2 separate regions of the Homo sapiens genome follow, and region 1 is linked to region 2. Evidence: read pairs that join two places in POLR2A ChIA-PET (ENCODE). Cell type or tissue: HepG2. All regions are shown on one strand. Links, peaks and the distances in the headings refer to the core of each region. The heading gives the core; the rest is flanking DNA.

The links. Peaks named below come from ENCODE experiments on the same cell type or tissue, not always from the same donor. Only the 100,000 strongest peaks of a DNase experiment are listed, where the experiment ranks them.
Region 1: POLR2A ChIA-PET joins it to region 2 with 15 read pairs; 16 of 35 experiments call an interaction of 5 or more read pairs at or near these places.

Annotation. Positions count from the first base shown.
Region 1 is chr10:101,037,258-101,049,221 of GRCh38, reverse strand. SFXN3 (sideroflexin 3) reads right to left here. Exons shown (of 12, transcript NM_030971.6): 9 at 11,791-11,840; 10 at 10,530-10,579; 11 at 10,000-10,047; 12 at 7,981-9,733. The coding sequence ends at 9,637. Among named protein-coding and RNA genes, the nearest start is that of SFXN3, 12 kb to the right of the region's middle. In HepG2, for the core only: a CTCF peak has its summit at 7,832 (motif pointing left); DNase peaks (open chromatin) are centred at 4,881, 6,191 and 7,841; H3K4me3 peaks cover 2,542 bases.
Region 2 is chr10:101,135,394-101,147,357 of GRCh38, reverse strand. TLX1 (T cell leukemia homeobox 1) reads right to left here. Exons shown (of 3, transcript NM_005521.4): 3 at 9,569-10,667. The coding sequence ends at 10,445. It also overlaps a transcript of TLX1NB not described here. Among named protein-coding and RNA genes, the nearest start is that of TLX1, 10 kb to the right of the region's middle. RefSeq lists an enhancer at 4,072-4,876. In HepG2, for the core only: CTCF peaks have their summits at 4,943 (motif pointing right) and 7,558; a DNase peak (open chromatin) is centred at 4,947; H3K4me3 peaks cover 412 bases; H3K27me3 peaks cover 5,136 bases.

The DNA.
Region 1 (11,964 bases), core at 2,003-10,002, 98 kb after region 2:
ACTGGCTATGTGACCTCCTGCAAGTCACTCTGCCTCTCCAGACCACAGAGTCCTCAAAAGAATGGGGCCAGAAGAGCCCCAAGGCTCCAGTCCAAGTGCCTAGTTCCCTGCTGGCAGGCACTGGGGAGGCGGCTGTGTGCTCTGCTCCACCTGCCTCAGGAGCTCATGGTCCCAAGGGGGAGAAGACGCTGAACTGACATCATGGAAATCAGTGTTACAATTATAATAGGAGTCAGGAGAAAGAGTGCAGGTGCTGTGAGGAAGTTTAAGCAGCCAGGAGGCTTGCACAGGAAGCAGATATTCCAATAAACAAACCGGGGACAAGCCTGTTGCCCACTCATTCATTCAACACACAATTACTGAATGCACATCGGAGCCCCTGGTGAGCAAAACTGCGGCGTCTTCCCCCTGGAACCCACAGTCCAGTGAGGGAGCCAGACATCAATGATATAATCGCCCAATAATTGCCGCACAAATAAAGGCAAAAGCACAAATACGGTAGGTATGCTGAAAAGTATGACGGGGCGCACGGAGAGAGAATAAGAGAACTGAATTGAGGGAGGGCGGGGGCCAAGGAAGCCTGTCCAAAAAAGCGATGGTCGGCCATCATTTAAGGTTGGAAGTCCTTAAATCGAGGCAGCAGGAAAGCTGGAGGAGTCTCCTGGAGAGGGCGAGCCCTTCTTCCCCGAAGTGCCAAGACTTGCCTTCGAGCGCGCCCAGGTCGGCGACGCAGCAGAGAACACTGACGCTCGCAATCCCATTGCTGGACTCACCTGAGAGCCTCAGGTGCGCGGGCGAGTGGTAGGAGGAGAAGAAAGGAAGGCGGAGTGGAGCGACAGCAGCGGCAGGTGGTGCGCCCAGCCCGTGCCGGGTTGGCTCGCGCGAAGCGAGCGCCGCCGCCGCAGTATCTGGGCTCATCTCCCTGCCCCGGAGCCGGGCAACTATTAATCTTGGTTGACGGTTTCTAATGTCCTGGTTGGGAGGCGGGGAGTGCGGCCCAGTCCGCCCTAAAGGTAGAAGTGGTTAATGGGCCTCTTCATCACCGCCAGGAGCCGGTACCTTGCGGAGCGCGAGGGGCGCTGCAGCAGGTGAGCTGCAGAGCTGGCGGAGGCCCTTAATGAAGCTGCCCGGGCTGGGGCGGACGGAGAGGGAAGCCGGGGGAGGGAGGCGGTTCCAGGGGTGAGAGGTAGGTTCGTCCGCCCCGACAGTCCAGCTTTGGGTGTGTGGAGTGGGGGAGCTCACCTGGGCGCCCTTTACCTGAGGGGGCCTTCTGAAGGCGCAGTGCTGGGGTAGGATGCTGAGTTAGGCCTGCCTAGATATGGATCTTTTCTAAGGTGACAGGAGTTGGGTGGGATTGGGGTGGGAAGGGGGGGTGTCCGATAACCCGGGTCGTCCTGCAATAAGCGAGGACCAGACACAAATTGGGTGCTCCGAAATGTTTGCTGACCTGCAAGGCCTGTGCCTCACGTGTGCAGGGGAGAGATGTTAGGGTCAAGTGAGAATTTCGGGACCTCCGGACCCCAGTGATCAAGAGCGTCCTGTCTTTTTACTGCCGCTCCCGTTCCTTCTCTGTGACTCAGTTTCCCCTCTGAGGCGGGTTTTCAAGCTCCCCAGCCCTCCAACTCCCAAGCCCGTCCCCTCCTCCAGCATAAGCTAGTGGGACCTGTCCCTAACCCCGTCCTTTCAATGCAGTCACCACCACCCTCGCCCCCATCCTGGCCCAGACTGCTGGGAAAGAAGAGGTGGTCCCACCCAGCCGCGCTGGCGCCACTCCATGGCCCTCCGCTGGGACCCGCTGCCTCCCGGAGACCGGGCTTCTCTGCGGGTTTGGCTGTCTCCCGTTTGCTGTCAGCTTCTCTCCCGCCCTCTCCCGCCTCCAGCTGCATCAGAAATATATTGTATTCTCACCTAATCCTGTTCAATTACAGCATAATAAAACACATAATAAAAACCTAATTCATTTTTCTCCTGCGCCCCCCATCTCCCAGCATGTTCTTGCTCGGGATTAAAAATTTGTCTTCATGTTTGTGGCACGCAGTCCCAACGCCTCCACATATTTAATGTATGAGCTGGGGACCCGCGGGCTCTGCGGTCTTTGAGCCGGGACGGCGCCTGCCAGTCACCTGAGGATGCCGGCAGGAAAGAGGGAGGGGTGTGGACCTGCGTGGAGCCCCAGCGGTGCCCACTCCCCTCCTTCTCCTGGATGAGGCGCTTGAAGGCCCCGAGGTCTCCAGTGGCGGAGAGAGATAGCACATCCTTCCCTTCCAGCAGACCCACAGTAGCTTCCAGTAGTCACAGCTTGGAGCAGGTCCTCGGGGATCGAGTTGGGGAAAGAGACTCCGCCTACCTGGTGCCGCTCGGCGGGAGATACAGAGCATAGACACAAAGAGGGGCCCCTCGGTCCTCAGCCTCCATTCCCTCCTCTGTCTCTGACCTTCTGAGATGGCTTGGCCTGGCCTGGCCAGTGAAGCTCTGCCTTCCCTGCCTGGACCACCATGCCCAGTCCCGATGGGTTCCCTAACACCCTCTGATCACATTGTAAACAACCTTGAACTGCTGAAATAAGGTTAGAACTTCCCACCAACAAGGGAAAATTTCCTGCAAAGGCACAGTACCTGGTGGGTTTACAGAGGGCAGGTCTGACACCCAAATGCAGCCCAGTGATATTCCTTTGTTTTCTTTTCTTTCTCTTTCTCTCCCTTTCTCTCCTTTCTTTCTCTTTCTTTTTCTTTCTCTATTTCTTTCCTTTTTCTTTCTTTTGACAGGCTCCACTCTCTTGTCCAGGCTGGAGTGCAATGACATAATCATAGCTCACTGTAACCTCGAACTCCTGGGTTCAAGTGATTCTCCTGCCTTGGCCTCCTGAGTAACTACGATTACAGGCACATGCCAGCACACCCAGCTAGTTAAAAAAAATTTTTTTTTTTTTAGAGATGGGGTCTTGATATGTCCCCCAGGCTGGTCTTGAACTCCTGGGTTCAAACCATCCTCCCACCTTGGCCTCTGAAAGTGTTGGGATTACAAGTGTGAGCCACAATGCTTGGCCTGTATTCCTTCATTTCTTCCTTCATTTATTTAGGACAGAAGTTCTCAAACTTTCTACATCCATAGAACCCTTAGTTTTTCAGTAATTTTTTTCACAGCACCTTAAGTCAAAAGAAATAGCTAACAGCCGGGCATGGTGGCTCACGCCTGTAATCCCAGCACTTTGGGAGGCCAAGGCAGGCGGATCACCTGAGGTTGGGAGTTTGAGACCAGCCTGACCAACACAGAGAAACCCCTTCTCTACTAAAAATAAAAATTAGCCGGACGTGGTGGCATGTGCCTGTAATCCCAGCTACTCGGGAAGCGGAGGCAGGAGAATCGCTTGAACCTGGGAGGCAGAGGTTGTGGTGAGCCAAGATCGCGCCATTGCACTCCAGCCTGGGCAACAAGAGTGAGACTCCATCTCAAAAAAAAAAAAAAAAAAAAGAGAGAGAGAGAAAGAAAAGATCATTAGCAGTGATGAACAAATCCAGCAGGATGAACCAGACTCAGAAGACTTGAGAATTTAGAAAGTAATGCTGCCAGGTAGAGTGCAGGGTGATGTTTTACCTGATACCGTCACTGACCAGCATCACCATCCCACCCCACTGTGCCTTGGTGCCTTGGAAAGAAGGTCATGAAAATGAAATCCTATATCACTAAGGCCAAGCAACACAGCTGTGGGACCACTCTCTAGGAACTGGACAACAGTACGGTGAAGTTGTCTCCCTTCCAGCCTGCCTTAAGCGATAGCAGCTTGGTGCCAGCCCCAAGAAGCTGCAGATGTGAAGGGTAGGTCAGCCCCACAGGGAACTGCCAAAGGAACTAGGCATTGGCTTGTGCAGGGAAACAGATAAACAACAGACTTGGAGAGAGTGGCTCTGATTACACATGAGACACTCTCTCCAACACCCCATTCTCTGCATTGGAAACTCCTGAAGAGACAAGAGAAGAGGGAGGGAGGAGCTGAGTTCTTCCTTCATCTTGCTGACTATAATAACTAGGGGGCAAGCGTCACTTCCTCAGGGGATTTTTCAAGGCATGCTACCCCCAAGATTCTGATATGACTCCCTGGGAGGACATCCTTCCCCATCCTCCAGGCTGAAAATCACTAAAGCTGTGAGCCATCATTTGTTTTGAAGGTGTCACATTTTTACGTTTGTTGAGGTATAAAACAGATTGAGAACCACTGTGTTTGTGACCTTACCTGAGATCAATATATGGGTGGGAATTAGGGCACATTTGGATTCCTCATTTATTTATTGAGCAAATAAGTATTGAGTACCTACTGTGGATCAGGCACTATTGTAGATGCTGTGGGCATTTAAAAGTAAATATATGAATTGGTGTTTAATGGGTATATAGTTTCAGAATTGCAAGAGAAAGTTCTGGAGCCTGTTTCACAACAATGTGAAAATATATATATGTGTGTGTGTATATATATATATATATATATATATATATATATATATATATATATGTAAATTTTTTTTTGAGACAGTGTCTCCCTATATTGCCCAGGCTGGTCTCAAACTCCTGGGCTTAAGGGCTCCTCCTGCCTTGGCCTCCCAAAATGCTAGGATGACAGGTGTGAGCCACCATGCCCAGCCAACAATGTGAATATAGTTAACATTATTGTACACTTAAAAATGGCTAAGATGGTACATTTCATGTTATGTGTTTTTTACTACAATTTTAAAGTGAAGATATGGTGCCTGCCCTCAGTGGGGCTTTCATTTAAACTGGAAAGAAACATCTGTATAGGGCCAGTAGTACATGTTGTAGTAAATACCAATCAGGGTGATTCCCAGTTCACAGCAATTGCCCTTCTTTGGTTACAGCCTCAACGTCAGAGGTAAACCTGAATGTCCAATGTCCTTGCCTGTTGACCCTGACCCCTGGCCACCTCCTAGGGGTACACAACTGATCTAAGCTGCTCCAGTTTTTGAAACTTGGAGTAAGCAGGGATAATTCTGTTATACAATGTTCTTAAGGGTTTTGTTTCGCAGAGATTTCTGTACCTCACTTCCCAGATGGGGTTATGTTACATAGATTTTCCAGTAAAAGTGTTAGGTTGGTGCAAAAGTGATTGCAGTTTTTGGCAATACAAGGCCTCTTTTCAAGGGGATTGCCATGCCCATAAACTCCAGCTGCTGACACCCCCAAAGTTGGCTTTGTCCTTTCCAGTCCTATTGTTCACCTCCATCTCTGGGTATGAAAACTATAGCAGAATCCTTCCAATATCTCCCCCTATTTACTGAAGCTAGCCACAATTATTTTCTGTTGGTTTCAACAAAATAATCTCAAAACCCAAACCAAAGTGTTCCTTTTGGGAAATAAAAATTGTCAATTGATGAGGACTTGCTGGTGATAGAGGAGGAGAGGTCGGAAGGAAAATAACATAGCTGGTTAATTTATAGGTTAACATAGCAAACTCTTGCCCCATAAGCAAGCACTTCAGCCTGAAGGAGCTTCTCGTTTCTTTATTAAAGGCATGGGGTTATTTTCCTACTGGATGTGTTGGATGTGGGATTGTGTGTGTAGTCCAAGCTATGCAAGGTTCCTCCTGCCTTCTCCAGGTCGTTATTTAGTTGCAAACATTGCTGGTCTGAGAAGACAGGAAGGAGGAAGCTATGGGAGGCTGTGGCCTGGAGCGGAGGCTGCCTTTGTCTGGCAGCCTGAGCTGACACTGGAGCCTAGGAGAGACCCAATGAGGGAAAAGATGTGTATAATAAAAGAAGAGAGAAGGGAGCATCTTAGGAAACTCCCCTTTTGGGGATAATACAGCTGAATCAAGATTCCTCCACAATTCCTAGCAAAAGGTTGTCCTTCATGCCTTTCGGGCACGCGCGGTGTCCCTGCAGGTGAGAGGGTAGCTTCTCTGTTCACCCAACCGCCCATTTCTACCCAGCGCCGGCCACAGAGCCACAATTAAGAGTTCAGCAAACGTTTCCTGGACTGTTAGGCGCAAGGGTGGAGAGAGGGAAAGGAGGAGGACGGCGCCGAAGAAAGAGCCAACAGCCTCAGAGGCAGCTGAAAAAAAAACCTGGGCTTGGGATCCAGGAGGAGAGTCCTCGCGTGATTCCTCGAAAACCTCGCGGATTTTTGGGCAGGAAGTCAAAGGGCTGGCGCTAGGGAATTCGTGGGTTTCGATATTGGAAAGGAGGGAGGGGGACTTGGTGGATTTAACGGCGCAGGATCGAGGTCAGCGGGAAGGCGGATCTGAGACGTAGCTTCCAGGCTCCGACCCGGAAGGTGAGCGAGAATCGGGGCCTGAGGTACTAAAGCCGTTGCTCGGGAAACGGGAAGGAGGCGGAGCCGAGCCTAGCTTTGACTGACAGGGACCACAGCAGGGGCGGGACTCTGCTTCTGACTGTTCCCAGAAGGTGGTGGCTTACTTTTGACCGCGAGGGCCCGGGGGCGGGGCTTGAAATGGACAGGCTTCACTGGGAGGAAATGGGGCTTGGCTCTGACCTGTAGGGCATCAGACCCAGCAGGACTAGGCCAGAGTCTGGCATAGCCCCACAGTGCCAGAGTTGAAGCTGGTCCTGATTACCTGTCCTTAGGAAGCAGGTGTCATTGGTTCCGGTGATCCTGGAAAGGAGCAGAATATCCCTACTTGACCACCTCCCTATGGCCAGGCTAAACTTAAAACATGGGCAGGGAGAGAGGGAAGGTTGTGGTCTTTCGGGTCTTCATAATAGGCAGGATGGGGGCTCTGGAGCAAATGAGGCCAGGCAAGGGGAAGAAGATGGGAGGGAAGGTCAAAGACACCAATTCAGGCTTCCAGAGAAAGTTCCTAAAGTCTGAGGTCTGGGAGGAAGACAGGAGGCCCACCCAAGAATGGGGCAGAGCACTTTCTAGTGAAAAACGTGCTGCGTCAGCCCAAATGCTGACTTCTGAGGAAATTTCCAAGTATAAGGAGGCAGTTTGGAAGGTATGATTGGCTAAGGTTTGTCCCTAGAGAGCCTGTGATGTGCCCTATAGCTAACTCTTTTGACGTGTTTGAGAAACTGGTGTGGAATTAGGAAGGAAAGATGACAGAGAAGCCCACTAGTGCCCTGGCCAATCTTTTCTCTGACATGGTTTAGTGATACCTGTGGAGCACAGATAATTCTGTTATAAAATGTTCTTAAGGGTTTTGTTTTGCAGAGATTTCTGTACCTCACTCCCCACATGGGGTTATGTTACATAGATTTTCCAGTAAAAGTATTAGGTTGGTGCAAAAGTGATTGCAGTTTTTGGCAATACAAGGCCTCTTTTCAAGGGGATTGCCAAAGGCCAAAAGTGTAACTGCAGAAAGAGCTTTAAGAGTTGACTAAGGATTCCAGTGGGCTTGGTGATTGACAGGACAGGATGAAATTAAAACTGGTTATCTAGGCCGGGCACGGTGGCTCACGCCTGTAATCCCAGCACTTTGGGAGGCCAAGGCAGGTGGATGGCTTGAGCCCAGGAATTGGAGACCAGCCTGGGCAACTTGGCAAAAACCATCTCTATAAAAAAATACAGAAGATTAGCTGGGTGTGGTGGCACGTGCCTGTAGTCTCAGCTACTTGGTAGGCTGAGGCAGGCGGATCAATTGAACTGGTGAGGTTGAGGCTGCAGTGAGCTGTGATCCATGATGGTGCCACTGCACTCCAGCCTGGGTGATAGAGTGAAACCCTGTCGCAAAAAAAAAAAAAAAAAAAAAAAACAGAAAGAAAGAAAAGAAAAGGAAAAAAAAAAAGGTGAAAGCATCTACATTCGCCCTCTGTCTTAGTACATACTTGGGGGTGCCAGAGGGAGGACTGATTTTCTAATCTCAGAGCTCCCTCTGCTGGGGCATGAGGCTCCCTACACAGGGGGAGGAATGAGACAAGACCTGGACTTGGGGAGAGTCCAGGGAGAGACGGAAGGCTGCAAGCAGGGGACTCTTTCTGGGCCCTCAGGACGTGGAATCAAGTGAAGACCAAGAAGTAGACAAGTTTGCAGTTTATTGAGTAATGGCTGGCTTCACAGATGTTATCACTGGGGGCGGTTGATAGGGGGAACAGGAAAATGCTCTCAGAGGTTCCCACTGAAGCCCTTTCATCTGCCCTGCCCCACCCACCACTGAAGCCAGAGGTCATGGGAGTTGGGATCTAACTACACTCTGTGAACTTACCACCACCCATTCCATCCCCAAGCCCATATTTTATTTGGACTAGCCACTGATGCCCGGGCCCTTCCTCTTCCAGGGGGTGGGAGGGTGGAGGTGGGGACAGGACCAACCCTCAAGAAAGAAAAGAGGTTAAGGTGGGGGTTTTGCTGAATGTCTAAGAAATGTCAGTGGAACAGGCTGGGCACAGTGGCTCATGCTTGTAATCCCAGTGCTTTGGGAGGCCAAGGCAGGTGGATCACCTGAGGTCAGGAGTTCGAGACTAGCCTGGCCAACATGGTGAAACCCCCATCTCTGCTAAAAATACAAAACTAGCAAGATGTGGTAGCACACACCTGTAATTTCCACTACTCGGGAGACTGAGGCAAGAGAATCACTTGAACCCAGGAGGCAGAGGTTGCAGTGAGCCAAGATCGCACCATCGCACTCCAGCCTGGGCAAAATAGTGAAACTCCATTAAAAAAAAAAAAAAAAGTCAATGGAACACAAAATTCCCTGTCTTAACATTGTACATTCGGGGCCTAGCTGCCCTTGAGGATGTCCTAGTTACACCCTCTCTGATACCTGTGGAGTTTAAGCACCATTCCTACCGCTGTGTCCCTTGGGAGGGGGTGCAGTGGAAGCTCTTAAAGGGGAATGCTTGCTCTGCCTCTGTGGCTTTTTGTTTGGGAAAGGGAGTTGGGATTGGAGGATTTAGATTTGAGGTCATGATGTCAGAGCACACCAGGAACTCCCAAGGCTGTGCCTGAAGATGCCCACGCTGTCAAGTAGGGTGGTGGGGGAGACAGCGAGGGCAGTACAGGACACAGGCACTCCTTTGTCTGGTAGAGAGGAGGAGGGGAAATGGAGCTATTCCAGGATACAAGGGATGGCACTGAGGGATGCATAAGTCCCCTGCCTCCCTTGTCTCAACATGTTCTCCTCTGCCAGCCCAGTCAGCTTGGGGAGCTAGGTATCAGAAACCTGAAGGATTCAGCCCGCTTTGTCCTACTAGTGTCTATAAGTCTCTGTCCTGAGATCCTGGGGCTCCTCCTATTTCTAGAAGGGATGAGGTGCCATCAAAAATAACTTGGCTGGTGTAACAGTTTAGAGAAGGAAGTCACACCTGTAGCCTGGCTGGCAGGCAGGTGGACATGAGGCTGAGAAGGGAAGCCAGATGTCAGAACATACTAGGCTAGCATGCCTGCTTCTAGCTTTCAGGACCCAATGTACACATACACATGTGTATCATGTATGTATATGCATGGACACTCAAGCACAGGAGGGGTTATGTGCTCTGATCTTTGAAACCAGAGAAGGGAGGAAAAGCCTTATGGAGGTCCCTCCCCCACCCTAATAGGTTGCTACCCTCAATTGCCATCTGCCCACCAAGGCCCCTGCCCAGTGCTAGGCAGATAGCCAAGTGGTAGGGGTGACATGACTCCACTAAAGCAGCAGCCCAAGGAAGTGAGGGAGGGGACAGAGGCTGACCCTCCTCAAAGCCCCTTGTTGTAGTAGACCACTTCAACGCTGGGGTTTTGCTCATGGATCTGAGCTCTCAGCTCTGGTTCCAGGTTGCTTATGTGTATGGAGCTGCAATAGAACAGCACAGGCCAGTTAACGTCCCCTGAATCCAACCCCACTCAGGCCCAGGGATTGCCATCCCACCTCCTCCCAGGCTGAAAAATCCTCTCCTTCTACTGCCAGAAGGACTGGCTCACTGTCATTCCCCCACTCCCAGAATCAGTGGAGTGCCTGCCAGGCCTCCTCCTGAACACCCTGGAAGACCCTAGGTCAGCTGGTCCAGAGATGCAGAGTCCAATCCAGAGTCCCCCACCCAGCCCAGGGACAGCACTTACCTCTTCTGGGGGAATAGGGCACAGCACAGGGGGGTTGCAAATACCAGGCTGGGGGAGACAAGTGTTGGAAAGGTTTGTAAAGCTTTGGCCTTAGGGTGTTCCCTCCCTGCACCCCACCCCATCCTTGGAGATAGGCCCTAGGGGTGGAGATTGATAAAAGCTGAAAGGACCTTTTAGGAATAGTAAACCCAACCTGGACATCAGGTTCTGAGGAAAGAGAGCCCCACAACCAGTAAGTGGCAGAATCAGGAATTAAATGGGCATGAATCTCCTGGATGGCACCAAAAGGTACATTTCCATGGTTTCCTCTTATAGATGAAGACTGGAACCCCCTCACTAGGATCTTGACCTTCAAGGACAGGGACCACCCCGTAACACACAAAGTAGACCCTATAGTTGTTCCAAACACACACCCACTGAATGTATGAATGGATGATGTCTATAAACATCTTAAAGACAATCCATACCCACCCACATCCACCATGGACAAGGCACTCCCACACACCCCAGCTAACTCCTTGCACACTTACCAGAAGCCCACCAGTCCCACCTGCAGGGGTGCCCCCAGCCAGGGGCGGCGCTGTGGAGAGACAGAAAGACAATGGAACGGCTTGTGTCCCCTGCCTCACTGTCACCCCATTTCACCCACCATAGCTCTATCCCATCAGCCTTGCCTTGGAGCCCTTAGACCTGTGGCCGTTTTCTTTCTCCCAAGGCAATGACAGGGCTGGGACCTCCAGATCACGCCCTTCCACTCCAGCCAGGCCTGTCTGCTGATCACCCTCCCCGGCATCCCATGACCTCTCACCTCTCAGAATTGGTTGCCATGGCACTCCCTGGCCCTTTTTTTTCTTCCCTCACTTCCTCCAGGAGCTGATTTCTTCAGGAAACCTCCTGTGAACCTCCACTTACCTCTTCCCATCCCAGTGGCATGAATCTGACCCTTTCCAAGCACATCTCTTCCTCGGCACTCTTCTCAATTTGCTCTGGCCACAGGGACCACCAACCTGTTCCTCAAATGTGCAAGCCCCTCCTACTGCAGTGCCCTTGCACTGACTGTTTTCTGTACCCCAAACACTCTTCTCTGCGTTATTTGGCTCTCTCCTCATCCTTTGCGGCATTAAAGACCCCTTCTCTGATCATCCTATCTAAACAGCTCTCCCCCATGAATCTCAATTACACTACCCCCATTGCTTTCCTACAAAGCACATATTACACTTTCTAAGAATGTATTTATTGGGTGCCTCCTTGTTTATTGGTTTCTGCATCAGACTATAAACTTCATGAGGACAGGGGCCATAACCATTGTGTTCAGTGCCATCTCCTCAGCCCTAAAACATGCCTGGTGCATGGCACTCAATACATTTGTGAATAAATGATTCTGTGAATGAGCCAGAGCTTGTTCCTGTGCTTTGCTTTCGTGTCCTGTTCATGTCTGTGTGTGCGTGTTCACCCGTGTGTACCTCTCAGTATGGAGGCACTAGGGGGTAAAAGAATGAGCATGAGATCAAGCATGACTATGACAGTCCCCTTCTGTGTGTCAGAAGCCACTGGAGTAACACTGATGAAGTTGGTTTCCTTCCTTTGTCCTCTCCTCCTGCCCCTGCAGAGTTCCTTCACCCCAGCCCAGTTCATTCTTGCTGAATGAACGAAGGTGGAGGAGGCGGTGCAGGGGTCAGGAGAAGGGCTGGCAAGTCTTAGAGAATCAGGCGAGGCTGGAGAGAGAGTTGGGGCCTGGTCACTTCTCCCAGCCATCGCCCATTCCAGGACAAGAGAGGTACAGTCGCCTACCTTCAGGAAGTCTTTCTTCTCCAGAGTGTCCATGATCAGTGGTGGGATGGCTGTGGGGAGAGCAGGGCCAAGAAGGAGAACATTAGTAGTGGAGTTAAAGTCAGGAACTGTGAAGGGTGACCCCCCTCAAAGCTCCTCCCTCTCTCCCCAGAGTCCTCCAAAGTCCCTGAGAAC
Region 2 (11,964 bases), core at 1,717-9,716:
TGTCAGGACAACTGGGGTGGTTATTGACTTGCCAGACCAGTCGCCCAGAAATCCAAAGGAATCAGTCCCCTGAACCCCTACCCTGCCTCCAAGGACCATAAAGTCAGAGAAGTATAGAAGTTTCGGCTCCCTGGGGAGGAGGAGCCAGGGCTGGGTTAGCTCCTCGCCCCGCCCCATAACTCCTGGAGATTCCAAAGATGTGCAGAGGGAGTTGCAGGGCCGACTGTGATGAAGCTTACAGCACTGCCACAGGGAATTTCCAAGTGACAGGGACCCCAGGGTGCTTCTCCTCAACGGAAATTAACAGCACCTGAGCTCTCGTGGCCTTGCCCTTGCCCCGATCCTTCAGGGAGGCTGCGAGCTGGGCAAGAGAACTCCAGGGGGATGGCAGGGGGAGTGTGTGTTTCCCCTTCCAGGTTCTCGCCTTCGAAGTCCGCGCCTTGGAATCGTGCGCCCCATCCTCCGGTCGCAGGGCAAATCCTGACCCAAAGGACCCAGCCCTTTTCACGCTTTTCCTAGCGCCTGCCCTTCTGCTGCTGGCAGCTCCGGATCCGGGCGCCGCGCGGTGCCGGGTCGGCTTCAGCCCAGCGCTGCTCGCCAGCCTCTGCCGCGCAATCGTCAGGCGCCAATTCACTACCGCGACGGGCCCGGGTTGAGCTGGGAAGGGCCTGGTGCCCTGTGCGGTGCCCTCGGAGCCCTGGGGCGGCCTCCGCGTAGTCACGAGGTCTCCCACCTCATTCTAGAAATGAGACTCCGGGAGCCCGTCGGGAAAAGCAAGGGGTGCAAGACCCAGGCGTCCTGGAGGCCGTGGCCCGGGTCTGGGGTCCCAGGAAGGGATCGTCCACAAGCGAACCCCACGGCAGACATCATCGAGGCTCAACCCGCCTGAGACATGTGGCCCTGAAGCTCAGGAATCAAGAGACAGCCCCTCTCTGCCAGGGACGGGGACACCACCACTCAGGCCGCCTCCGCAGTCCAGGAAAGCGCGGCGGGGCCGGTTCCTTGTCCACGCGGTCTGGCGGAGCCCTCGCCCCTGGAGAAAGAGTCAGGTTTGGCCGAATTCTCCAGCTGCTGTGGCGACCGTGGGGTTAGAGTCGCACCACCCCTCGCGGAGCCCTGGTCTGGAGTCCGAGCTGACTGGAGGCTCGAGTCTGGGGACTCGTCAGAGCCAAACAGATGGCTACGGGCTGTGTGTTTTTCCCTGCACCCCTGCCGCGCCCTTCCACACCCTAGAGGGCCAGATTTGGAGGGCGACGGTGCAAGATGTCCCTGCCCTCCGGAAGAGGTTTATATTCGGCCTCCTGGATGCCGGCGGGGCTGCGCTTCAAAATGAGAGCAGATTTCTCGTCTTTTCACAAATCTGGTGAATTACATCTCGGCATCTAGCCCGGCCCGGCCCGGACAAGTCCTTGTGGTGGGGTGTGGGGTGGGGCGCTTCTGGGTCATTTACTAACAAGCCCTCCCCCCGCCCCCCACCAGCTTGCCGCAGGGCACAGAGCGGCCTGGGCACAGTGAGGCTGGAGGGAAGCGAGTTTTTCTCACTTACGGGCTGTCTCCAGCGCATGGCCTGGCACCTCCATGCAGGTGTCCCTTGGCAGCTCAGGAGCTCAGTGGATCTCTGTGAACGTTTGTGCTTGGCTTCTTCTGGAGGTGACACCCCAAGACAAGCCAGGACATCAGGCTGCTGTGTGGAGGGGACAGTACAACCCACCCCAGGGCGGAAGGCTCAGGGATGGCTAGGGGCACCTCCCTGGAACTGAAGGTTCTGCTCATTTAGTGCAAGCAAAGACTCCAGGCCTTCCAAAGATCTGTTTCTTCAGCCCATCTCCCACCCAGACAATCCCATCCCCCTGCTCGACTTTACATGGAGGGAGAGAAGCCAGTCTTGCAGAGTCCAGGCTGAATGGAGTCCCACAGGCACTGGAAACCTTGGGGCTTCTATGGGGTTAATAAATTGGTTCCTCCATATTCTTTTGCCCACTCCTCTGCAGAATTCGCCCCAGGGCAATAATCACAATAACCATACCACCGCTGCGCTGCACCCAATTTCTGGCCTGAGATGGGAAAGGGAGAGAAGTCAAAGCCTGCAGATGTGAAGCCTCTGATTCCCAAAATGGGTACAAGAATACAACTGTGTGTCTGTGAGCTTTCATGGCTGGGCTTGCGAACAGGTGTGCCAATGTGCGGGGGCCGATTTTCTCTGACAGCAAGTGAATGGTGAGGGACCATGAAACCCCTATGCATTTTCCTATGAACCTGTTGGACAGGCCTCCCCAGTCTGTGCAATCAGGTGTGGCCACCTGGGAACAAGGTGATTGCATGTGATCCTGAGATTCCCTAGGCCAAAGGTAAGGGAAAGCTGCCCCTCAACTTCCCTCCAGAAATTGAGGGTCTGGGAATGAGGTGTGGAGGGTAGAGCCCCTGAGATTTGTAGGACTCACCCTGAGGGCCCCAGGAAGTCCTGAGTGTGGAAAACCCAGGCCACAACACCTTGGGCTGCTCTATGCCATTCCTGGAGCATCTGTGAAGAGCCAAGTGCTTTTACCTGAGTTATCTCCTTAATCCCCTTAATCCAGGTTAATTACAGGTTGGTCCTGTAATATGGGCAAGGAAATTGCAAGATCCTAAAACTTAATGAACTTACTCAAGGCTGGACAGCAGAGAAGCCAGGCTTAACATTTAGGCTGATCTTCAAAGACACTTCAACAGCTGCTTGGGGCTGAAAGAGGGTTTTTGGAAGAGGGCAGGTGCAGAAGGAGAGGGGATCTGGCATCAGAGGAGCAGTGCCAGGAACACGGAAAATAGCAGGACATAAAACACTGGGATTGGTGAGGCCTGTGGCATGTGGACAGTGCATTCTAAAATGTCTTATCAATGCTCTGGGAAAAAGAAAAGCCAAAACAGCCTATCAGAAGGGGATATTATTTGTGTCCCTATTTTTCATTTCTTTAAATAAAATGGAAAAATGCTCTTAAGCAAATAAAACAAGATTACAAGTCATGTTTGGCAGGCAACTTTAAAACCCTAGGATTAGATCTTAGATGTGGGGAAGTAGTTTAAGACCTTGATGCCTGAAGCAGTGTCAACATTACCAAAAGATTATTCTAAATGTGCAATCTCATCAAGATTCATCTCATCAGGCCCCATCAAGATCTAATGAATGAGAATCCACATTTTAACAAGATCCTTGGATGATTTTTGCACACACAAAAGTTTAAGACACTGGCAGGGGCTATTTGTATATAAATGAATACACCTTATATAGTATACAAAAGAGCCTTCCAGGGATGTTCCCCTACCCCCACCTCCCGTATCGTGTAGAAGGTGAGGGAAGGAGGCAAGGCCAAGCTCACCCGCTCGGTTCTTTCTTTCTTTCTTTTTTCTTTCTTTCTTTCTTTCTTTCTTTCTTTCTTTCTTTCTTTCTTTCTTCTTTCTTTCTTTTCTTTCGTTCTTCTTTCTTTCTGACAAGGTCTCACTCTGTCACCCAGGCTGGAGTGTACTGTCATTATCACAGTTCATTGCAGCCTTGACCTCCCAGGCTCAGGCAATCCTCCCACCTCAGCCTTCGGAGTAGCTAGGACTACAGCCGTGTGCCACCATGCCCGGCCTAAATATATAGCTGGGGGGGTCTCATCATGTTGCCCAGGCTGTTCTCGAACTCCTGGGCTCAAGCGATCCTCCCACCTTGGCCTCCCAAAGTGCTGGGACTCTAAGTGTGAGCCACCACGCCTGGCCTGCCATACTCTTTCTTTTTATAGTTTGATTGAATCTTACTAAGAGGTCACCAAGAAAACCTCTGGTAACTCCCTGACCTTCAAGTCTCACCCTCCTACCCACCTCAGCTCACTCCCCGATCCTCCAATCCACAGAGCAGATGGACAAGGAGAGGAAGGATTTTCCTTTCTGGTTCTCTGTTCCTTTGACTAATAAAGTGTGATTCATTGGCTTCTATTTTTAACTTTCTGTCAGTTTGAGTCCTTCCATTTTCTTGACCCAGAGAAGGGAGGGGAAGAGGTGAAAGTGCACGGAACCCCCTTCCAATCCCACAAGGCTTCAAGCCCTGCTGGGAAGACGTAGAGTGTGCGCTTGCAGTCAGTGCGGGGGAAGAGGGGGCGGCCACAGAGGCCTGGCAGAGTGGGGCCTGGAAGCCAGGCGCCTCACGGGGAGGAAGGTTCCAGTAGACTGGATGGGACTGAAGGCGATTTTCCCAGAGCTCTAGAGGACAAACACCCAGCCCCCCTCTAGACTAAGAGCTCCCTCCATAAAGCCAAATCTGACAGGAGTCTGGTAGGGTCTCATCTCCAATTCTCACTAATTCCATGATACTCCAGGACTCGGCCATCCCTCTCAAAGACCGTGGCTCTAGAGTTAGACCTCATGGTTGGAATGCTGGCCTCACTGTTTACCAGCCGCGGGCTCTCAGGCAAGCTGCTCAACCTCCGCCTCCCTGGTTCAGGCGATTCTCCTGCCTCAGCCTCTGGAGTACCTGGGATTACAGGCGCCCGCCGCCACTTCCGGCTAATTTTTGTATTTTTAGTAGAAACGGGGTTTCACCATGTTGGCCAGGCTGATCACGAACTCCTGACCTCAAGTGATCCGCCCGCCTCTGCCTCCCAAACTGCTGAGATTACAGGCGTGAGCCACCGCGCCTGGCCCCTGCTTAGTCTCTTTAAACTTCAATTTTCGTTATGTATAAAGCAGGGATAAAAATACCACTACCTCATAAGGTAGTTGCTAGGCATGAATTAGTACTCTTAAAGCATAGTGCAGTGCCTGGCACCAGCATATGCTCCATAACATTGCTCGCTAGTGTGATTATCATTCGTATTTTCCAACCTAGTCAGTAACAGCCACCCCTGCATTTCCGAGGGTGCCACGGAGAATACAAGCTCCCAGAGCCTCGGCTCGAAGTGCCTTGCTACGCGCGGCCCCTAGAGGGCGCCCAGAACTCACTCGTTCTGGGTTTCTGTGACCAAGTCCCAGGTCCAGCTCCCACTTCTGGGTGGCTGCTGAATCACGGCCGCGGCCTCCAGCTTTTGGGTCTTTTGGCTCTTCTCGCAGCAACCAAAGAAATGTGGGTTCTGGGTCCGTAGGGCATAAAACAGGAGGGGCAGGAGCAGCTCCCACCAAAGCCTTTCCCCAAGGAGGCACACAGTGGCAGGGGGCCCCCCGCACCCCTCACAATCTTCTCGCACACAAGGAGGCCAGATTTCCCCAGGCTTTGGGCAGGCAGTGGCGGCCGCTGGACCTTCTGGGCCTTGCTAGGGTCCTCAGCCAGTATCTAAGGTGGCCGCTGCTATCCCCAAGCTCAGCCTTAGGCACATGGGGTTCCCTTACCACCCGAGCTGCAGGGCTGGAACCTGAAGCCAGCTCCTAAGACAACCCCCACCCCCAGGCCAGCTGGGAATGGAGTTAGATCCTCCTCTGTAGGGGCTGGGGGAGGAGGGAAGGAGAGGAGGGGTGTCCAGGGGTAACCACTTACAGGAGGTGGCCTGGTCAGGTGTGAGCTTGCACCAGCAGTGCAGGCTCTGTGTGTGCCTGGCACAGCACACCTGTAGCTCCCCTCGTGTAACACTGCACACCCTGATTGTTGCATAGTTGAAGGAGGTATGTGAGGTTGTACCCAGCAATGCAGGCTGTGAGTGGGGGCATGTGAATTGTACCCACCCCTCAACAAAATGTAGGTACCCCATCACTCCCTGGAACTCACCCAGCCCTTCCTCACACCCCAACCTGCCACCCCTCACCCCTATCATGCACAGTCTTTGGAGTCTGCTCTGAGCTCCTTGGAAAACCTGACCTGACTCCAGCCTCTGCTCAGCCTGTTCCTATCAGATTCTCCAGGATAAGACATCCAGGTGAGGGTTCCGGGGTGGGAGGGGCCTCCCTGGGCCAACCAGGCCAGAGCTGAATGGGGGCAGAAGGCATTGGATGGGCCCTTTTGAGCCACGCAGGGAACGTGGTGGCAGCTCCTGCCAGTTGCTTGGCAACAGCCTGGCTGTGGAACTTCAAACTCTGAGCTGATCTGGAGGGTCTGGGGGCCCTGGTAGGGAGCAGGACTGGGGGGCTGTGTGGGAGTGACACATAAGTGTGAAAGTGGGCATGAGGGCAGCAGAAGGAGTAAAGCATGAGGGAGGAGGTCTCCTCTGGCACCTGAGCTGAAGGGCCCTCAGGGCAGCCCCAAGGCCGCAGCCTCCCGGTTGCCCTGCAGCCTGGCTGCTGAGTCCCAGCTGCTTCAGCTGGCTAGAGGTCCTTACTTAGTTGTCTCAAGCACCTGAAGCCTACCTTGCCCACCTGCGAGTCACTCGCCCCACAAGCAGGGCACCCATCTGAGTCCTGTGCCCAGGGCAAACCCCACAACTGCCTGGTAGTGGAGCCACGACAGGGCAGTCAGTGCTCAGGAGGTGCCACACAGCCCCCAAGCACAGATGCGGCCACACAAAGCCGCTATTATAGTTAACAGGTTGAGCCAGATTCTCTGTGTGCCACCCACCGCACTGCACAGGGCCTCTAGGACCCCATCCCTGCCTGGGTTCCTGGGGCCCCTCAGGCCGCCACCCACTCAACCAGAGGGCCAGATCTGAGGGGCAGGGCTCGCTGGCCGCAGGAATTTGGTGATTGCCGTCGGTTCTGAAGCCAAAGAAGGAAGCAGACCTCTCCGCGCAGGCAGGTTTGTTAATTCCCCTTCTCTCCCGGCACCTCTGCGAACAATTATTCCGATCGTTCTTTTTCTATTTTTGAACAGAGACGGGTCATTTCCGGCAGGGGAGGTAGAGGGAGAGTTTCGAGCTTTCTGTTGTGAGTAGTTGGCCTTGACTGTGACCCTCGCAGCCCCCCTCCCCTCCAGCCTCCGCCCCACTTGGGACGGAGTTTGCGGGTCCAGCCGCCACACCGGCCTTTCTCCCTGGCCGCGGCGCTCGGCGGACGCGGGATCCGCTGAGATTCCGTCTCAACGAATTCCGGGCGGAGAGGCGGGAGTCCTGCGTGTCCCGCCGCGCCGCGGGTCCCAGCGTCCCCAGGAGTCTGGCATCCCCGGGAGGCCTAGCCCAAGGGCAGGAGAGTCAGCGGGGCCCTACTGAAAGTGCACGACCCGGGCAGCCGGCGGCCGAACAGCTCCGGGAGCAGGCGAGCGGTATCCGGGAAGCTCAAAGGCCGCCCCCCGGACGCCCCAGGCCCCAGCGCTGGGATTGTACCTACCTGCGGAATGTCCTCTTCTGCATGAGTCCGCGTCGAGCTGGGCAGGGTCCGAGAGCTGCCGGGCTGAGGGCTCCGGCCTGCATGTGCTCTCCGCGGTTAGTGAGTGTGAGCCCTGTGATGTTCCTGAAGATGGGGGCTGGGGGGGAGGGAGGGTAGGAGGTGTTTTGGGGGACAGGGGTGTTGGGCCTAACTGTGCTCAAGAGAGGATGGGAGCGGGGGTGGAGAGCCCAGGCTTGGGAGCCAGCTTGGGGCTGCTGTGTTTGGGCCGGCCAGCCGCTCCCCACCTAACCCCTGTTCCTCTGTTAGGCAATCTGTGTCCAGAAAATGCTCGGAGTTCTCCGGACACAGCAGCCTCTAGAGGCGGTCTTGGGGAATTGGGAGGCGGGAAGAAGGCCACAGTCTCCCCTGGGGTCCTGCTGTGTGATCTGCGCCGGCCGGGAAGCATTGATCTTGAGTCCAAAAGAGGAGAGAAATCGCACCCCGAGAAGAAGGCGCGAGCTCGGTGGCTCCAGTCCTGCGGGAGCAGAGGGGACAGCAGACCTGCCCAGGTAGAGGGAGACGACTTCTGAGGTGCTGGAGGCTATTTCTGGATTTTGCGCGGCCTGGCGCTGGGTGCCACAGCCGGTGAATGCGGGAGACCTGCAGCAGACCCGGCGCTGCCGCCAGAACCTGCTCACTACGCTCCACACAGCTCGTCAGGGCCCAACCTGAGCACTCCGCGGGCCTGCGGGGATGGGGCGGAAAGGCTGGCTGCTGTCTTCGGACCCTGAACCCTCCCCTCTTTTTCTCTTTTCTTCATGTCTACACAAAGTGAGTGACAGAAGCCCCCTCTTATGCGGATATCCCAGGGGACCCCAGATGAGGGGGTGGATGACCAAGCCCACCCTCCACTCAGCCGAACTTCCCCATGGGCTTGCTGGGGTGGGAAGTTGCTGTGCTCACGACCTGTGTCACAGCCCTCATGGCTGCCGGGCAGGGGCAGGGTTGGGGGACAGTGGTTCTGACAGTTAGGGTGGCTCCCCACCCTCAGTATCCCGCAAACACTTCTGCAGAGCTTCCAGTGACCCCCACACCACGAACTTCCACTTTCAGCTGAAAAGTTCTCTCACTCTCCCATCCCAGAGAAAAAGCCTCTTACCCCTCCATTTCAACTCACCCCTAGGGTGATGAGTTCTGTAGACCCTCCACCACACAGCTTCTTCCAGAAAAGCAGACCCAAGTCAGTCTTGTCTAGGATAATTCGAATAGGCTGGGGACTGGCTGTTATGCCTGTGTGCATGTGTACTGTGGCTGCAGGTCTGGCAAGGGTGGTCTGGAGGGCTCCTGGAGGTTCCCAGAAAGTCAATTCTTTAGATCTCTCCTAGGCCAGGCTAGTGCTGGGAACTGGTAGGTCCCACTTACAGCACCAGAGAGGATTCTGGCCTTAATTTCTGATTCAATGTGCCCCAGTCTCTGCAGCTTGCTGGGTAAGCGTCTAGAGCCCCAGAACTTCAGCAGATGTTGGTCCCGCCACAATGTATCTGCGTATCGCACAACAGACTCCCACCAACACATACACCATCAGCACACAATTACACACACTCATACAGAACCATACCCACCCACTTGCAGTGATGGTCTCCCACAGTGATCCACACTCCCCACTACCTTTACTCCCCCAATTACATTCTGTCACACACAAGTAAATACAGGGAAAATGCACAGCTCACACATAATTACATCTCACACACAATTACACCCATAAAATTCAAGATGATCCACTTCAGAAGCAGTCACACATTTCACAGAAAAATAGATTTACAAAGAGAAACTAATACATATTCTCCCAAACATCAACACGATTCATACATAATCACAAACAATGGTTGATTACACAATTACCCAAAAAGAAACAGTCACATTCACATACGGTTACACACACACCACTACAAGCCCGTGCATACAATGATAGTTTCGATTTGCAACTTAAGCAGAAACAAGCATTTACACGCAAGAATTGCAAACACAATTATACACTTAAATACCATTATAAATATTCACTATTTGCTCGCATTGCTGATTGCTCACATTATCACAAACACACCACACACACACACACACACACACACACACACACGACTCTCACATCCAAAGAAATCCACATCCTCTCAGGCACTGGTAATCCCAGGAGAGCCTGGCTCTCCCTGCTCTCCTCAACTCTGCCTTCTCTCCATCTGTCCTCTTCCTTTCCTCTCTCCAGAGCCTTAGGGTCCTGCCCCGCAACATGTCTCTCAAGTTCAGGTACCAAGGGCTGCCCCTGAAGCATCAGCTCACACACCAAACCCAAGTAGCTGAAGGACGCTAGGGTCCGCAAGGAGCAGGCAGCCCTGACTCCGGATCCGGAGGCTTTTATTTATTTTTTTCACATAAATTACACAAGCACTTTATAAAATGGTTACACAGAAAACACCTTATAAGTGCATAAATTAACACCCCCCCACCCCTCAAATGGGTTCTGGAGAAATGGGCTGCATTTATGTGAAAACCTGTCTGTGCGTACCTGGATTGGGCTGGGATGTGTGGTGGGGGCCTGGCAGACCAAGTGAGGCTGTTGTAGCTGTTGGCTGTTGTGTGTGGTGTAGTGTGTCACAGTGTGGCCATGACCTTGTGTTTGTGCTGGAGGGAGTGCCATGCTGTTCAGGATGAGTCTGTGTCACCCCTGACCTGTGCCTGATCGTAAGGTCCAAAGTGTAAACACTGTGACCCTCTGTCTGGTTGACACTCTCCCATAGATGCCCATGTGTGGCTCTGGGGTGACACCAGGAGGGACAGTGACACCACCTGTGTGTGGGCCTATGGGTTTCCATGTGTGTGATGAGAAGTGGGTCACAGAGAAGGGGTTTCCCAGGGCAAATTCAGATGACAGCCCTGGGGACCCCAGAAGCTCCTCCTCCCTTACCTCCCTTGCCTTTCTCTGAATCCCACGTTAAAAATTAAAATAAAATGAAATAAACAAAAACAGATTTCTTAACAGTTCAGACAGGTGCGGGACGCCTCTGGGAGGGGGGCGCGTGTCCTTGTCCCTTGAGCTCTTCCACCGAAGGGAGAACAGTGTCGGCACAAATGTGGGGGCCCTTCGGGGCCGTGCGAGGGCAGTGTTCCCCTCCTGGGTGCAGTCTGAGGCCAGGAGGGTGGGGAGGAGTCCTGGGTCTCAGGCCTCAGTGACCCCTGAGTGGGCCTGGGGTCCCACAGGGCAGAATGGGCAGGCTCACTCGCAGGCCGACGCCACCGACGTGACGCTAGTGATTTTGGTCGAGTCGTCAGACCACGGCTGCAGATTCTGCAGGGCGAAGAGCGACGAGTTGTGCACGCACAGAGGGTCAGCGGGCAGCGGCTGTGCCAGGCTCTTCTGGAAGGCCTCCTGCTGCAACTGCAGGAGGATGCGGTTCGCTTGCTGCCTCTCGGCCTCCCGTTCCTCCGCAGTCTGCCGTCTGCACCGGGAACAAGCCGTTACCTGCCAGGAGCACCGACCCAGCTCCCGCGTGTGCCCAACTCCTGGTGCGTTCCCAGGAGATAAACTGAACGAGCGCTGCTCGCCTTTGCAGTCCCCAAATCCAGTTTGGGCCCCTATAACGCGTTCCCTTCTTTTGAGAGTCCTGACTCCAACAAAGACTGGAAACCCCAAAGCGGATGGAGCCAAGGTATCCCAGAGGAGGAGCGATGGGAAAGTCTGCGAGGCCCAAACAGCTGGGACTCGCATCCACGCGCAGCGCCCACACCCCGGAGGCCTCACAAGGGGCAGCCGGGGTAGGATGGCATCTCGCCTCCCCCTCCCCGGCCCTGAGGGAGACCAGGTGCCATTCCAAGCCAGAGGGCCCTCACCCTACCCACAAGTCCAGGGCAGAGAGGCAAGGACCAGCGGGTACGATCTGCTCTGCGGGACGTCTCTTTCCTCCCTCTCTCTGCGAATGTCTTCTAGGACTTGGGCCTTCTGTGTGGAGCCCTGTGCCCTACCGGGGCTCCTGCTGGACCCACTGGCTTCCTCTGAGGCAGTTCAGGGAGGCGATGACTCACTTATTCCATTTACTGCCGCCCCTCCACCCTGTCAACTGAGATCAAACGTCTGTCTCTAAGGTGGACAGACCTAATGGGAGTCCCTGGGGCCTTCAGAAGCAATTTGTAGGCGATCGATGAAGCCATGCGAAGCCTGCAAGGGCCTCTTCCAGCAGCGGCTGCTGACCTGCTCTGGGCCGCCTTTTCTTGACTCTGTGTATCTTTCCGTCTTTCGTCTTTCCCTTATCCCCTGCATTTCAAACGGCCTGAATATTTCTCTTTTAGGCTTTGTGTCTTATCTCTCGTTTTCTCTCCTCCCCACCCACTTGGTTCTCTCTGAATTAAAGGAATTTGTTTGAAAAGAAAATGGTGGTTTCAGTCATCCATTGCTTTTTCTTTATTATACATAAATAAGACTTCTGCAGGCTGCCTGTTTTTCTCCTTTTTTTTCCTTGAGCGGGGTCCCTATCCCTCTCCACCTCTGAAACTGGTTGTGTTTCAGTTTCTCTCTTTGCCTGCCTCTTTCTTTCTCTGTGCCCCTCTCTCTGGGAGGCCTGCCAGGCTGCCTCTCCTCCCCTAGGCCAGCAGCCCTCAGTAGGCCTTGGAAACCGGAGTCCCCCCAACCCCCGAGCTAGCCCTGGCTCCCTCTTTAGCGTTCCAAGGTCTGAGGCCGCATCCCCCACTCCTTTCCCAGCGTCAGAAATGTTGTGGTAGAATCGTGGGGCCATGGCTTCC